2 separate regions of the Homo sapiens genome follow, and region 2 is linked to region 1. A link is a loop called in an ENCODE intact Hi-C map of the cell type or tissue named here. Cell type or tissue: mammary epithelial cell. All regions are shown on one strand. Each heading gives the region's core, and the rest is flanking DNA. Links, peaks and the distances in the headings are about the cores only.

Evidence for each region. Peaks named below come from ENCODE experiments on the same cell type or tissue, not always from the same donor. Only the 100,000 strongest peaks of a DNase experiment are listed, where the experiment ranks them.
Region 2: it touches region 1 in a loop (8-fold over the local background); 2 of 110 quality-filtered maps call a loop at or near these places.

Annotation. Positions count from the first base shown.
Region 1 is chr10:84,609,580-84,616,754 of GRCh38, forward strand. No RefSeq gene overlaps it. Among named protein-coding and RNA genes, the nearest start is that of CCSER2, 280 kb to the left of the region's middle. In mammary epithelial cell, for the core only: a CTCF peak has its summit at 4,001 (motif pointing right); no DNase peak of the experiment used is centred there.
Region 2 is chr10:84,817,044-84,824,218 of GRCh38, forward strand. No RefSeq gene overlaps it. Among named protein-coding and RNA genes, the nearest start is that of LINC01519, 380 kb to the right of the region's middle. In mammary epithelial cell, for the core only: a CTCF peak has its summit at 3,284 (motif pointing left); a DNase peak (open chromatin) is centred at 4,228; H3K27ac peaks cover 276 bases.

The DNA.
Region 1 (7,175 bases), core at 2,649-5,148:
AGGCATGCAAACACACATACACATCCATACACAGGCATACATACACACAGGTGCATGCACAGGCACACACATGCACAGACGCAGCATGCATTCCTAGGCTCACGCTCACACACATGCAAACATGTACACACCCACATGCAGAGTTACACGCATGCATGCACACACACATGCAAAGTTACATGCAGGCACACAGACACATTTATGCCCTCAACAAATGCATACACAGGCATGCATGCACACAGGCACATACACAAGCACACACATGCATAGGTGCAAACATGCATTCATAGGCTCACACAAATGTGCACATGTGTGTACATCACATGCAAACTTACATATGTGCATGCACACACATGCATATATGTGCCCACGCCCTCATTGATCTAGTCAGTTCCCTAGATATGACATGAAATTTCGCCTCTGTGTGCCTTTGAAAGCATTCTTTCCTCACTAGGAAAATTATCTTCAGTTCTTCATCAGAAAACTCCTCTCCATCTTGTCTGATCCACAAGTGTCATGTCTTCTGTGAAGCATCTCCTGCCTTCCCTAGACAGAACTATTGGTTCCTTCTTCATTTCCCTAGGAACCTGTGAGCAGATTGAAGGGATATCTCTTACTCATCTTTGGATCCCCAGCATCTGACACAGAATTAGGGCTCCTGAAATGATTACTGAATGCTGAAAGGGCAGGGGCAAATTCCATTCCATCAGGTTCCTCGGTCTGTGATCCTTTTAAAGAGGTTTGGGGGCCAATTTCTGGGGAGAAGTGCTGTTTTAGTAGCCCTTAGAAGAAAGACAGGTGTCTTATAGGAGCCAGATTCAAGGCTCGACAGGTGGAAGGAAAGCAGAAGAGAGGGAAGAAATGTTTTGTGCCCAGGATTCTGCCAGCTCAGGCATGCCTGGGACCAAGGACACAGCCTGGGGAAGTAGGGAAAGAGGACAGGAGAGAGGAAGGAGGAAAGAAAGATAGATATATGGACCCATAAGTAGGAAATATCATGCCAGGTGTCCTGTGAGAGTAAGATGGTAAGAAAGGAGATCTGCCCCTTGAAGGTGGGGGATCTGGCAGGTTCAGACAACGGCAGGGAATGGGAAGGAGGTAGGGTGATAGGCTAGAAAGTAGAATTAGTGGTTCTTAAAAGTTTTGGTCTCTTGGCACTTAAAAAAATTTTTGGAGCTCCAAAGAGTTTTTATTTATGTGGGTTGTATCTATCAATATTTACCATATTATAAACTAGAACTGAAATTTTTCAAATATATTTATGAATTAAAAAATAAAATAGCATAATACTTGTACATACGATAATATTTCAAATAACTATATTCTACTTCAAAAGATTATTGAGAAGAATAGCATTGTTTTATATTTTTTTCAACTTTTACAAATGTCTGGCTTAACAGAAGACAGGTTTTCATTTCCATCTTTGCATTCAATTGAATAGATTCAATAAAGTTTGAGCCTACCTTTTCATCCTCCAACAATTATTTCAGGTGCCGCTGTCAATCTGTTTGCATTCAATCTGTTGTGATATTCCATGCAAGTTGCCTCTGGAAACCCCTCTCTAGGCTTATGCAAGAATGAGAATGAAGAAGCTAGATTGTACTTAGTATTTTTATGCAAATAGTTTGCGTTTACAGACTCCATGGAAGGGTCATGGGTACTTCCATGGGTTTCTGAAACACACTTTGAGAACCACTGGCTGAAATAACATAAAAGTTCTGGTATTTGGAAGTTCTCACTTATAAGTGGGAGCTGAACAATGAGAACACATGGACACAAGGACGGGAACAACACATGCTGGGGCCTGTCGGCAGGTGGGGTGTGGGGAGGGAGAGCATTAGGAAAAATAGCTAATGCATGCTGGGCTTAATACCTAGGTGATGGGTTGATAGGTGCAGCAAACCACCATGACACGCATTTACCTATGTAACAAACCTGCACATCCTGCATGTGTACTCAAGAATTTAATTTTTTTTTTTTTGAGATGGAGTTTTACTCTTGTTGCTTAGGCTGGAGTGCAATGGTGAGATCTCGTTTCACCACAACCTACACTTCCTGGGTTCAAGCGATTCTCCTGCCTCAGCCTCCTGAGTAGCTGGGATTACAGGTGCCCACCACCATGCCCAGATAATTTTTTGTATTTTTATTAGAGACGGGGGTTTCACCATGTTGGCCAGGCTGGTCTTGAATTCCTGACCTCAGGTGACCCACCTGCCTTGGCCTCCCAGAGTGCTGGTATTACAGGTGTGAGTCACTGTGCCCGGTCCTTACATTTTTAAAAAATAAGTCCTGGTATTTTTTTTTTTTTTTTTGAGACAGAATTTCACTCTTATTGCCCAGGCTGGAGTGCAATGGCGCAATCTCGGCTCACCACAACCTCTGCCTCCCAGGTTCAAGCGATTCTCCTGCCTCAGCCTCCCAAGTAGCCGGAATTACAGGCTTGCGCCACCACACCTGGCTAATTTTGTGTTTTTAGTAGAGACGGGGTTTCTCCATGTTGGTCAGGCTGGTCTCGAACTCCCGACCTCAGGTGATCCATCCACCTCGGCCTCCCAAAGTGCTGGGATTACAGGTGTAAGCCACCGTGCCCTGCCAGGTCCTGGTATTTCATTGCTTTCTTTTTCAGGTGGAGCTTTACAGTATGTCTTAGCCTTGACCTGTGGAAAGGCAGACGTGCTGCTGCAGCCCTGGCTTGGCTGCTACCTGAGGGCCCTCGTGAAGCTCTGGGTCCTGGCCATGCTGTGGTGGCTTCTGGCTATACAGATAATGAGAGGAGGTGAGCAGCGGTGGGAAGGGAAGAGGAGGGGGCCCTGAGAGGGAATCAGGAGCTGAGCCTGAATCCTGAGGTCTAGGAAGGGCTGTGTGTCCCGGGGGGAGCCACTTCCTCTCCAAGAGCCCCAGCCCTTGTCTGCAGCAGGGGGTTGAGTAGATACCTAAGGGTCCTCCCAGTTAGACAGATGCTGAGATTCTGATCCGGAGTCTCACATAGCCCTGTTGTCCTGTCTGCTTTTGGGAAGGAGCTTCCTCCTGAAGGAAACTGACCATGACTATGCGAGTGGCCAGGCTCCCACTCTTATCATCCATCTGCTTCATATGGCAATAGCTTGATCGTCATTTCTTTCATTACCAAAGTATTAAAATATGTAACAATAGAAAAAAAAAGAAAAATGACAGGAATAAGCATTATAGTCCTCTTTCCTAGGGACAGCCCCTGCTGACACGAGGGGGAGCATCTTTCCAGTCTTTGTCTTGTGCTTATAGTTCATGCTTTATCTTTGCCAGATCATTTCTTCTTAAATACAGCGTTATAACGTGACTTTCAGCAATTGAATAACGTGAACGCTTTATTCTAGCATTCAAGGCTGTCTATCTTTACAGACTTGTCTTTTACGCTTTCCCTCTCTGTGTCTCTCACTCGCACTCTTGCTTCTCCCCAAATGAACCCTGTCGATCCCCTCTCATGCTGTAGAAGCCATCTCCCGGGGCTTAGCACTCCACCTCTAAACTGAATCTATTCTGTGACGCTGGGAAATTCTGACTTAATCATTCCGCACCTTGCTTCCTTGATTACTCCACAGTATCTTTTGTGTTCCTGATCTTATGTCATTTCTGAAGGCTTACCGTATCCTCTGGCTGTCTGTCCACTCTGCTTGTGTGTTCCCACAGCTGTTATTCATACCTTAATCGGCACCTTTCTCACTGTATTGTAATTGTCTGCATGCTTCTTATTTAACGCCAGTTCTGGAGCTGCCCGCAGTGTTGCACGCTGAGTATTTGCTGTCTGGGTTGAGTGTGTGTGTGCGGCTGGTCAGATGCCAGGCGCTGTCTGTGTCACCCAGTGTGTGCACATGGTTGGTTACTTGGGTGTCCTGCTAAACCATGAGCCCCCTGCAGGCAGAGTCCACACAGAATGGATCCATTCCCATTTGTAGGGCTGGGAAAAGCTCCTCCTGGCAGGGCTGGGTAGACTCTGGCCTGTGACGCTTAGGGCTGGCTGAATTCAAGACCACAAGATGTCAGTGTTGTCTCAGCCACAGAGGAACAGCCAGGGCTGTGGCTCTTATGCCTTGCCTAGGTAATTCTGTGAGTTGGGCAAAGCCCAATTTAAACAAAATATGTGTGTCTGTGTGTTATCTTTTGCCCTGTCTTCAAATCCAACAGCCAACAGAGTAGGTGGCCAGTGAATTCGTTGCTGATCATGGGTCTTGTCAAGGTACAGAGGCAACGTGTCTTTCTTGGGGGAACTGGGGGACTGCCATTCTCAGCTCTGACCTCCAGTCAGCAAGTCCAAGGGCACCGCCAGGAGCAGCACCCCTACTGGTGGTGGATGACAGAATGACAGAATTTCTGAGTTCTCACTTCTAGCTTGGAATGTCAGAAGGGTGTTGAGCAGGAAATCAGAAGGGCTGGGTCTGTCCTGACTCTGCCCCATGAAGGATTAAAAACTCAGGAAAGGCACATGATTCTCCAAGTCTCCAAGCCGCATTTTCCCCTAGATGGGCTACCTGGATTAGCAGTGAGCTACCTGATCCCCAAGGCTGTGGCTTCTGCATGTGGCCTCTAATCTATTTCCAGGTGAATGGTTACAAAGCCGTCTTCACCCTGTATCTTCGCACATGACCTAGTTGCAAATCTGTTAGTGGCCAAAACCAGCATCAGTGTTCTCATGGATGTTCTGCTATTCATTCAGTAGCAGATGAAATTCGGATTACTTTAAAAGCAATTTTTAAAAAAAATTTTGAATGGAAAAAAGTAATTTCCAGTAAATATGTTAATTTTCCTTGAACTTGTTCTTAGCAAAACTTTTTCTGTCCTGGATGCTCTCCGTAGGCCCTCTTGATTCTATTCTGGATCTTTTTTTTTTTTTTTTTTTGAGATGGAGTTTCACTCTTGTTGCCCAGGCTGGAGTGCAATGGTGCGATCTTGGCTCACCGCAACCTCTGCCTCCCGGGTTCAAATGATTCTCGTGCCTCAGCCTCCTGAGTAGCCAGGATTACAGGCATGCACCACCACGCCCGGCTAATTTTTGTATTATTAGTAGAGATGGGGTTTCTCCATGTTGCTCAGGCAGGTCTCAGACTCCTGACCTCAGGTGATCTGCCCTCCTCGGCCTCCCAAAGTGCTGGGATTATAGTCATTCTATTCTGGATCTTAATGCCATTCCAGAAAGCCAAGCACCTTAAGGCTTCACAAATATTCTGATTTTGCATAGACACTGTTGAAAAGAGCATCTTTATAATAAATTCCAAATTGATTGTATTATTTAATATCTTCTAAAGACATCACAATGACTTATTGATTTTTTGAAATTAAAATTAAAAACAAACCTACACAATTGTTTGTAATTCACCAGATGTCAGGATCTGGGATCTGCTGAAGCCAAAGCCTCATTTTAAAATGTTGAAAAAACATTTCAATGAAAAATCAATAAAATATATGACAGTAATGAAAAGATGAATAATGATCTGAAACAGACCCTTCCCTTTGATTCAATGTTATACAAAAACATTGAAAGCATCCAAAATGTAACTTGACTATAAGGTTAAAGTTGGGATTGGGAATGGGTAGAAAAGATATGGCAGAGGGAAGGAGTGCTTACTTTCCAGGTACTGTGTTAAGCACTCAAGTTCCCCAGTTGTTTACAATATATTTGAAATATGAACATATGGACTTATTTCTGCTGCTGCTATAATAATTCCTATTCACATAGTTAGATTCCCAGTGTCCCAGGTCTCATCTGCACAGCTGTAGCTGACTTGGGGAAGAGGTGACTCTAACAAGCTTGTGAGGCTGGAATAAATACATCAGTACCATGGTAGTACTCATATGTCACTTGCTTACATGCCAGTTATTCTTCTAAGCACTTTAGTTATATTTTAATCCATTTGATTCTTTTAGCAGCCTATAAGGACAGATTTACAATGATTGTTACTCCCATTTTACAGCAGGGAAAAATGTGGCTCAGAGAAAGTTGCTCAAGGTACACAGCTAGCAAGCAGCAGAGCCAGGATTTGAACCTGGGGAGTACATCTCCAGAGGCTGTGCACTTGACTACTCTGCTATGCTGAGTAATATAACCATATTACCTCTGTGGAAAAAAATAGCAGCATAAATGAACTCAGAAATTGGTACCAGGAAGCATGACATTGCTATAACAAATAGCTGACCTGAAAATGTAGATGCAGGTTTGAAACTGGTTAGAGGCTGGAAGAGTTTAGAGGTGCATGCTAATAAAAGTCTAGATTTGCTGTGGATGAAGCGTCAAGGGTGCTTCTGGTGAGGGCTTGGGAGATGAAAAGAGCCACAGAGAGAGCCTTGTCTTCTTAGAAACTATCTGAGTTGTTGTGATCCAGATGCTGGTAGAAATATGCACAGTAAAGGCCATTCTAATGAGGTCTTAGATGAAAGTGAGGAATGCCTTGCTGAAAACTGGAGGAAAGGCTATCCTTGTTAAAAAGTGGCAAATAACTTAGCTAACTTGTGTCCATGTACTAGTACCTTGTGGAAGACAAAATTTAAGAGCAATAAAATAGGTTATTTGGTGGAAGAAATCTCTAAGCAAAGTGTTGAAGGTGCAGCATGGCTTCTCTTGACTGCTTATAGTAAAATCTGAGAAAAGAAAAATGAATTAAACGAAGAATTTATAGTCAAAAGGGAAGGAGAACTTAAAGATTTGGAAAATTCTCAGCCTGGCTATGTAAAAGGAAAAATAAAAGAAAAATGAATTAAAGGAAAAATTTATAATCATCAAAAGGGAAAGAGAACTTAAAGATTTGGTATTCTTAGCCTGGTTTTATAATGGCAAAACTGCAATTACTTTTGCACCAACCTAATGATTTAAAAGATTGTTCAGGAAAGAATACCAAGGGTGTGGCCAAGTGAATGTTTGATAAAGTCATTAGCATGGATAGAAGAAAGCCAGATGCTATTCATCAAGACAATGGAAGAGTGATCCAAAATACGTTTCAGAGCTCTTCCAGGCTGCCACTTCCATCACAGGCCTGGAGTACCAGGGCCTTGAGGGCAGAATAGTTTCAAGAGAGGGGTCCAGAGGTGTGAGGCTTCAGGGCTCACTGCCCAGGGCTGCCTCAAGTCTCTGCTACTTGTATTTGAATGCAGTGCTTCTTGGCCACCCCAACAGTGGCTCAAGTAGGCCCATGTGGGGCTTGAGCCAC
Region 2 (7,175 bases), core at 2,319-4,818, 210 kb after region 1:
TTACATAGTCTTATGTTTTTTTGAAGGTTTTCTTTATTCTTCTTAAGTATTTTTGCTGCATTTTTGTGTAATTCAGCTATTTCAGAGGATTAATCTTTGAGGTCTGAGATTTTTTCCTCAGTTTGGTCAATTTTGATATTAATATTTGTGATTATATTCTTATATTCTTAAAGTGAGTTTTTCAGCTCTATCAGTTCAGTATGGTTTTTTCTTAAAATGGCCATTTCATCTTTTATCTCCTGTATTGTTTTCTTGTATTCCTTAAAATCCTTTGATTGGGTTTCAACTTTCTCCTGCATCTCAATGATCTTCATTCCTACCTATATTCTGAATTCTATTCTTGCCATTTCAGCCTAGTTAAGAACTTCATTGGGGAACTAGTGTGGTTGTTTGGAGGTAAAAAGAGACTCTGGCTTTTTGAGTTGCCAGAGTTATTGTAGTGGCTCTTTCTTATCTGTATGGGCTTATGTTCTTTCAGTCCATAAAGTTGCTGTCCTTTGAATGGGTTTTTCTCCTTTATCTTCTTTGATGTGGTTGGGGGTTTGACTGTGGTACAAAGTGGGTTCAGTGAACTGGGTTCATTTATTGAAGATTTTAGGGACCCAAGGCTCAACTCAGCCCCTCTGGGATTCATGCTATAACTCTGGGGGGCTGGTATCAGTCCCTGGCTTTGTTCTCAGGCCCCTGGAGTTTCTCAACTCAGCACTCCTGGGATCAATGCTATAACTCTGCGGGGGCTGGTATCAGGCCCTGGCTTTGTTCTCTGGCCCCTGGAAGTTAGGCATCTGCTACATTGGAGAGGCTGGTGTGCTCCCAGACCACTGGCCACAACACTCTAATGGGTGGTGCCAGCCAAATTTCTTCATCAGGGCAGTGGCAGCAGGATCTATGTTCATGCCCAGGTGCCAGCAGCAGCAGCAGCAGCAGCAGCATGAGGGAGCAAGCTTGTTGGCTGGGGTGGGGTGCTGGTAAGTGTGAGGCTGCTGGCCTCCATGTATCCATCACACCAGTGGCAGTGGGAGTGCAGGGTGCAGGGCTGCTGGCATTCGTGTGCTTGTTTGCACCAGTTATGGTGTTGGCGCAGGGGCACGGTGCTGGCAGGTGCAGGGTGCTGGCCTCTGTGCTTGTGTTTGCACTGGCAGCAGTGGTGGCATGGAGTGGGATGCAGGGCCATTGGCCTCCATGTGCACATTCATGATAGTAATTGTGGCAAGGGGAAGGAGGCATGCTCATGCCAGCAGCAATGGTGCAGTGGGATACACATGCACATGTGCACCAGTGGGGAAGTAGAGGCGAGATCCATGCAAGCATGTGTTCACCAGCAAATTGGTGGGGTTGTGGTGGTAGGGGTTGGGCATAGGCAAGTGTGTGCCAGCAAAATAGCATGGGGGCAGGTGCAATGGGGGGATGGTATAGGTGGGCTGGTGTGCATTGGCAGAGGCTGTTCTGTTGGAGTTCCCTGACAGCCAGGTGGTTGGCTGGTATGTAGGCCTCCAGGAGTCACTCCAGTTGGGCACCGAGGCTTCACTGCAAGTGGGCATGGCCAGGCTGGGGCCCTGGGAGAGGTCGGCAGATAGAAGAGCCCTAGATCAGACTGGCCTTATCTCAGCAGCAAGGCTGCCATGCTCAGTTCAGGCCCAACAGTTCCCCTAAGGCGAAAGCCTCCTAGGGGAGGATAGAGAGTTTTTGGGGATGAGTGTCCTTGGCCATGCTCCACTGTTGACATTCCCACACCAAGTTCTTTGGGCTCTACACAGGCTAGATTCCTGCTCCTACCACCTCTCTAAGCAGCTTTCCATGCCAGCTCAAGTGTGCTTGGGGGTCATGGGGTCTCCTGTTGCCAGGATTCCAGAGGCCCATGGCTACAGCAGGTCACTCTTCCCCTGTTCAACTCACCTCTTCCCCAGGAGTGGTGGAGGGCCAGGAATGAGTCCTGGTGCATGGTAGCCCTGTGCAGGGTTCTTAGCTTCCTCCCACTTCAGACCAGTGTCTGTATCCTCCCTCGGTTCACTGTCAATGTCTTCCTTTCAAAGATCTGCTCGGAGTGCACCAGTCTTCCCAACGTCCTCCTCCCTGGATGGCAGATGCTCCTTTCCTGGCTGCCTGTAGCTGGCCTCTTGCCAAGAGCCCTCTCTCCCAACCTTTAAGCCTTCTCAAAATCACCCTTCTCACTGGGAACAGAGCCCTAGGAAAACATAATAAATCATTTTAGCTCCAAGTAACTAATACCTTACTGTCTATTGGGGATAGTAAAAGTAGAGACAGAGGGCATATGAAGACTAATGATTTCAAAGAAACTTGTGATAAATTCATGATTGCTATCCCTTATAGACATGAAATGGAGATATTTAGGAATTTTCATAACATAACCATCCCATGTTGACTGGGAGGAGGCCTTTCTACCCTGTCAAAGATTGTCCGTTGAGATGTTTGGGGGTCTGGAGATAATGAGGCATTTCTGTAGGCAACAATAAGACTCTTTTATTCTTGGCGACAGAGATCCTTCTCTTTCCTTCTTTAGAGCTTTCCATGCCCCTGGCTCCTGCTCTTGATGAGAGTTTCTGGAGCAGGTGGTGTAAAAAAATTTTTGGCTGATACTAAAACACCTTCCACAAATACTGAAATACCACACCAGGTGTTTCAATGATTTTGTGTCTCAGCAACGGAATTTTAAAAGGTTTTAGTTCTGCTTCTCATTTCTAACTATTCTCTACTTCTAAAAATTTATTGGTGGAGATTTCAATATAAAATGAACACATGCTTATTAAAATATTTAGAAAATATAGTAAATTAGAGAGGCAAAAATAGCATTAGTAATTCTATACCCCAAAATAACTACTGCTAATATTTTGGCTTATTATCATCCTGCAATTTTATTATGAATAGCTTTTAAATATTTTTGTTTGATTTACTTAGTAGTAATCATGCTGTATACACAATTTTGTATCCCTAAGTATAAAATTATAATGATAACGCAGCAGAAGCTTTTCCCCATATCATTATAAGCAGTTCATAAATATCAATTGTGTTTAGCACACTTGATTGAATAATTTCCTTACTGTTGGACATTTAGGTTGTTCGCACTTTTTGAAAAATGCTGTGATGAACATCTTTGTAAATAAAACATTTCCCACATTGGGAATTTTTTGCTCAGTGTATATTTCATGGAAATGTAGCTACTGTATTCATGTATGTAAATCACCCTTGCCAGTAGCTGATAAGGCAACTGTGCAAATTAGAAAGAGGCACCCTTTCCACTAGACACTCGACTGCCATCTACAGGAAAATTGCCTCCGTAATTATGCTTACAATTCTTGGAAGGTGAATGGTGCCTCTTAGAGTTGTACAAAACACAACTGTACAACCATAAGTGGCAGACCTAATGTAAATATTTCTCTAAGATTCCAAATTTCTTTCCAAAATTTTTATAGTAATTTATTCTCTTAATGGAATCTATGAGTATGCCATTTTATCTCACTTTAATCCATATGGAGAATTATTTTAATTGTTCTAATTTTATAAGGGAAATGGCACTTTATCTTAATTTATATTTAGCTAGATTACTAGTGAGGTTTAACGTAGTCAATGTATTTGTTGTAGCTTTCTCTAAGGAACAAAAAACTTTCCTTGTACCAGAGATAGGATTTTCTTTTTTCTTTTCAACAAAGAAATACTAAGCAGAAGTGGATTAATGAGGCCAGATCTGGCTTCCAGCTAGACAGAAGGTGTTTCATGGCACATGCCCAAGACTTGTGCTTTCAGTCTCTGTCGCTGGGAAAACATGTAATTGGTTCTTTCTGTTTTTCACCTTTCCTTCTGAGAAGGATTCCCCCTGCTCTTCTGTGTCACTTCTGGGCTTCTCCAGGGAAGTCCAGGGTGTGTCCTATGAGGAACCCACAGGGGGAGGATGCCCAGCATGATCTGCCCTGATGGAAGCTTCTGGCTTGCTCAGCTGTCCACCAGAGACCTGAGAGATTGTGGAGACACATGAAGTGAGTTCAATGCTAACAAGCTCTTCCCCCTGTGCTTTGAGCCACCTGTGGAGCTGGAAGGTCATGATCTGCCTGTGATTCCTCCCTGAAGCCCTTGACCCACAGCAAACCCGAGTCAGTGCTGCCCTTTCCACACTGTGAGGTTTTCTCAGCCAGAGCCTATGCTGAAAATTTATTCATCCAACACATGTTTCTGAGTTCCTGTGGTGTCTCAGGAACTGCTTTAGGCACTGCAGATAGTGGTCAGCAAGAACAGACAAGCTCCCTGCCCTCACAGAGCTCATAGAAATTGGCAAGGAAGACGCTGGGCGTGGTGGCTCATGCCTGTAATCCCAGCACTTTGGGAGGCCGAGGCAGACAGATCACGAGGTCAGGAGATTGAGACCATCCTGGCTAACACAGTGAAACCCCGTCTCTACTAAAAATATAAAAAATTAGCTGGGCATGGTGGTGGGTGCCTGTAGTCCCGCTACTCAGGGTGCTGAGGCAGGAGAATGATGTGAACCTGGGAGGCAGAGGTTGCAGTGAGCCGAGATCACACCACTGCACTCCAGCCTGGGCGACAGAGTGAGACTCTGTCTCAAAGACAAAAAAAAATCAAAAAACAAAAAAACGAAAGAAACCAAATTGGCAAGGAAGAAAAACAAGTGATCAAGTAGATGAGTGAGTAAATAAGATCTGAAAAGTGATGTCCTCATGAGTGACTGAATTGGGAGGTGCTTTAGAGTGGGCTTTTGAGGGGATGATGCTGGAGGCCTGAATGGCCTGAAAGACTTTGTAAATGACTGGGTAGAGGATGAAGGAGGGAATTAGTATCTATTGAGACATTACCAGGTACTTCGTGGATATAATTTTATTTAACCCACATTACAAGGTGTAAGGTGGTACCTGATACTCACAGGGATTAAGTAAGTTGCCCAGGGTCTTGCAGCTTATAAGAGTCAGAACTGGCTGGATGCGGTGGCTCATGCCTGTAATCTCAGCACTTTGGGAGGCCGAGGCAGGCGGATCACCTGAGGTTGGGAGTTCAAGACCAGCCTGACCAACATGGAGAAACCCCATCTCTACGAAAACTACAAAATTAGCGAGGCATAGTATCACATGCCTGTAATCCCAGCTACTTGGGAGGCTGAGGCAGGAGAATCGCTTGAACCCGGGAGGCGGAGGTTGCAGTGAGCCAAGATCGCACCATTGCACTCCAGCCTTGGCAACAAGAGTGAAACTCCTTTTCAAAACAAAAACAAAAACAAAAACAAAAAAAACAAAAAAAGAGTCAGAACCAAATTTGTGGCCAGGTGGGTGCAGGTTCAAAGCTTGTGCTGTTTCCATCAAACCTCATAATATGTGAAAGAGGGCTGATAGGCCAGGGACAGAGTAGCTGCAGTAGTTGGGGAGTTTGGCACTGGTGAGAAAGGATGAAACCAAGGACCACAGTTGTCCCCTGACTTTTAATCTAAAGTTATCTACAATTATAATTGCAGTGGGTCTTGGTGGGAAGGCCTGGCCTAGTGAATAGAGAAACATAATTTATTGGTATATAAAATCTCACCTGTGACCTCTTCTACCTCCAGGGACAGTCATCCTCTACTGAGGAGATATAGGAACATTTTTATTTATCATTTTGACCATCAATAGATAAAGACCCAAGTTGGAGCAAGGCTAGATCCTCATGAAAACCATTCTGTTCTGGCAGTGTTTAGCCTTCTGGAAACTGTTTTGGCTACAGGATGACTCCAGGGTTCTCTTGGGTTAGAATAATTCTGGAAAGGATGGGGGCAAAATAACCAACCTAGAGACTATCAGTGGGGCTCTCAAGCCCTGGTTTCTTTCCTAAGTGACCTATGTCTTAGGTCATTGACATTTTATGATACCAAATGCAGAAGGAAGGCACTAGGGCCCTCTGACTGAACAGGCACTGTGGCCAACATGCAAGATGGGCAGACCTGACTGAGATTTACTATGCCCAGGCCCAGGAGGGTCCAGTGGAAACTTTGACAGCTTAATTATGTTCTTACTCAGTCACCCACAGCTAATGCATCATCCTGGCAAAGCAGGTGTCTTCCATAAGGAGCACAACGGGGCAGATTGTTATCATAAGAGCTTGCCAAGGTCTGCTCTAAATTGTCCCTGAACCAGTGATAATAAACCAAATTGCTACAAATAGACACCAATTTGCAGAAATGTGAGCAGTCCAAGGGAAGCCTTTGACTTGGGGAGCAGAGGCGAATGTGTGATAACTATCAGATTTGCAGAGAAGGAACTTAAATTTATCTTGTGGGAGAGCAGTGGAGTCAACTGTGAAATATAGTGAATTGCTCCATTCTTTGAATTCCTAAGAGTTTACATTCAACCTCCTCAAACCATAGTTTGTAGTTTTGACAATATGCTCCAATGGATTGGATAGGTTTGCAGTCTTCAGACACTGGGCCACTTAAGAGACTAAACATTGGAGTTCTTGGATGAATAAGACTGAAGTATAAGAAGCAGAGAGAAATTTTGATCCTGTTTTGCAACAGGGATGTGTGGTGGAGACTGAAACTACAGATCCCCTTGGAAAGAAAGGATTTGGATGGGGCCAGTGTCGTTTAGTCTTGCTCAGTTTAGTCTAACATTTATTGAGTATTCAGCACTGGGGCTGGTAGGCAGTAAAACTCTGCTTTACCTGTCCAGATGCTAAGAGTTTAGTAGCTAGATGTGGAGGGAACACTCTGTTGGTGGCAGTAAATAATCCATCAAGGCATAATTACCTTGCTAGGGATAAGTCTCTGGGTGGAGGTCTTTGAAGGGTCAAGAAGAGAAGAGAGGAGAAAGTAAATGTCCTCCCCTTTTTCTTCCTTTTCTCATCTTTTCCTCTTCAGTTCTTATACTTTTTTCTTTCTTTTTTAAAACTAAAGCTATTTTTTAAAAGTATTTTATAAAATTTAGAAAAAAGAAAGAGGAGAAATTTTACTCATAATCTTACTATACAAAGACAAGCAATAATAACATTTGAGCCATTTTTTCAGTTTTTTGCTCTGCCTACTTTTTCCTAATTATGATTTCTTTTCTTTCTTTTTTTTTTTTTTGAGACAGAGTCTTGCTGTGTCGCCCAGGCTAGAGTGCAGTGGCGTGATCTTGGCTCACTGCAACCTCTGCCTCCCGGTTTCAAGCAGTTCTCCTGCCTCAGCCTCCTGAGTAGCTGAG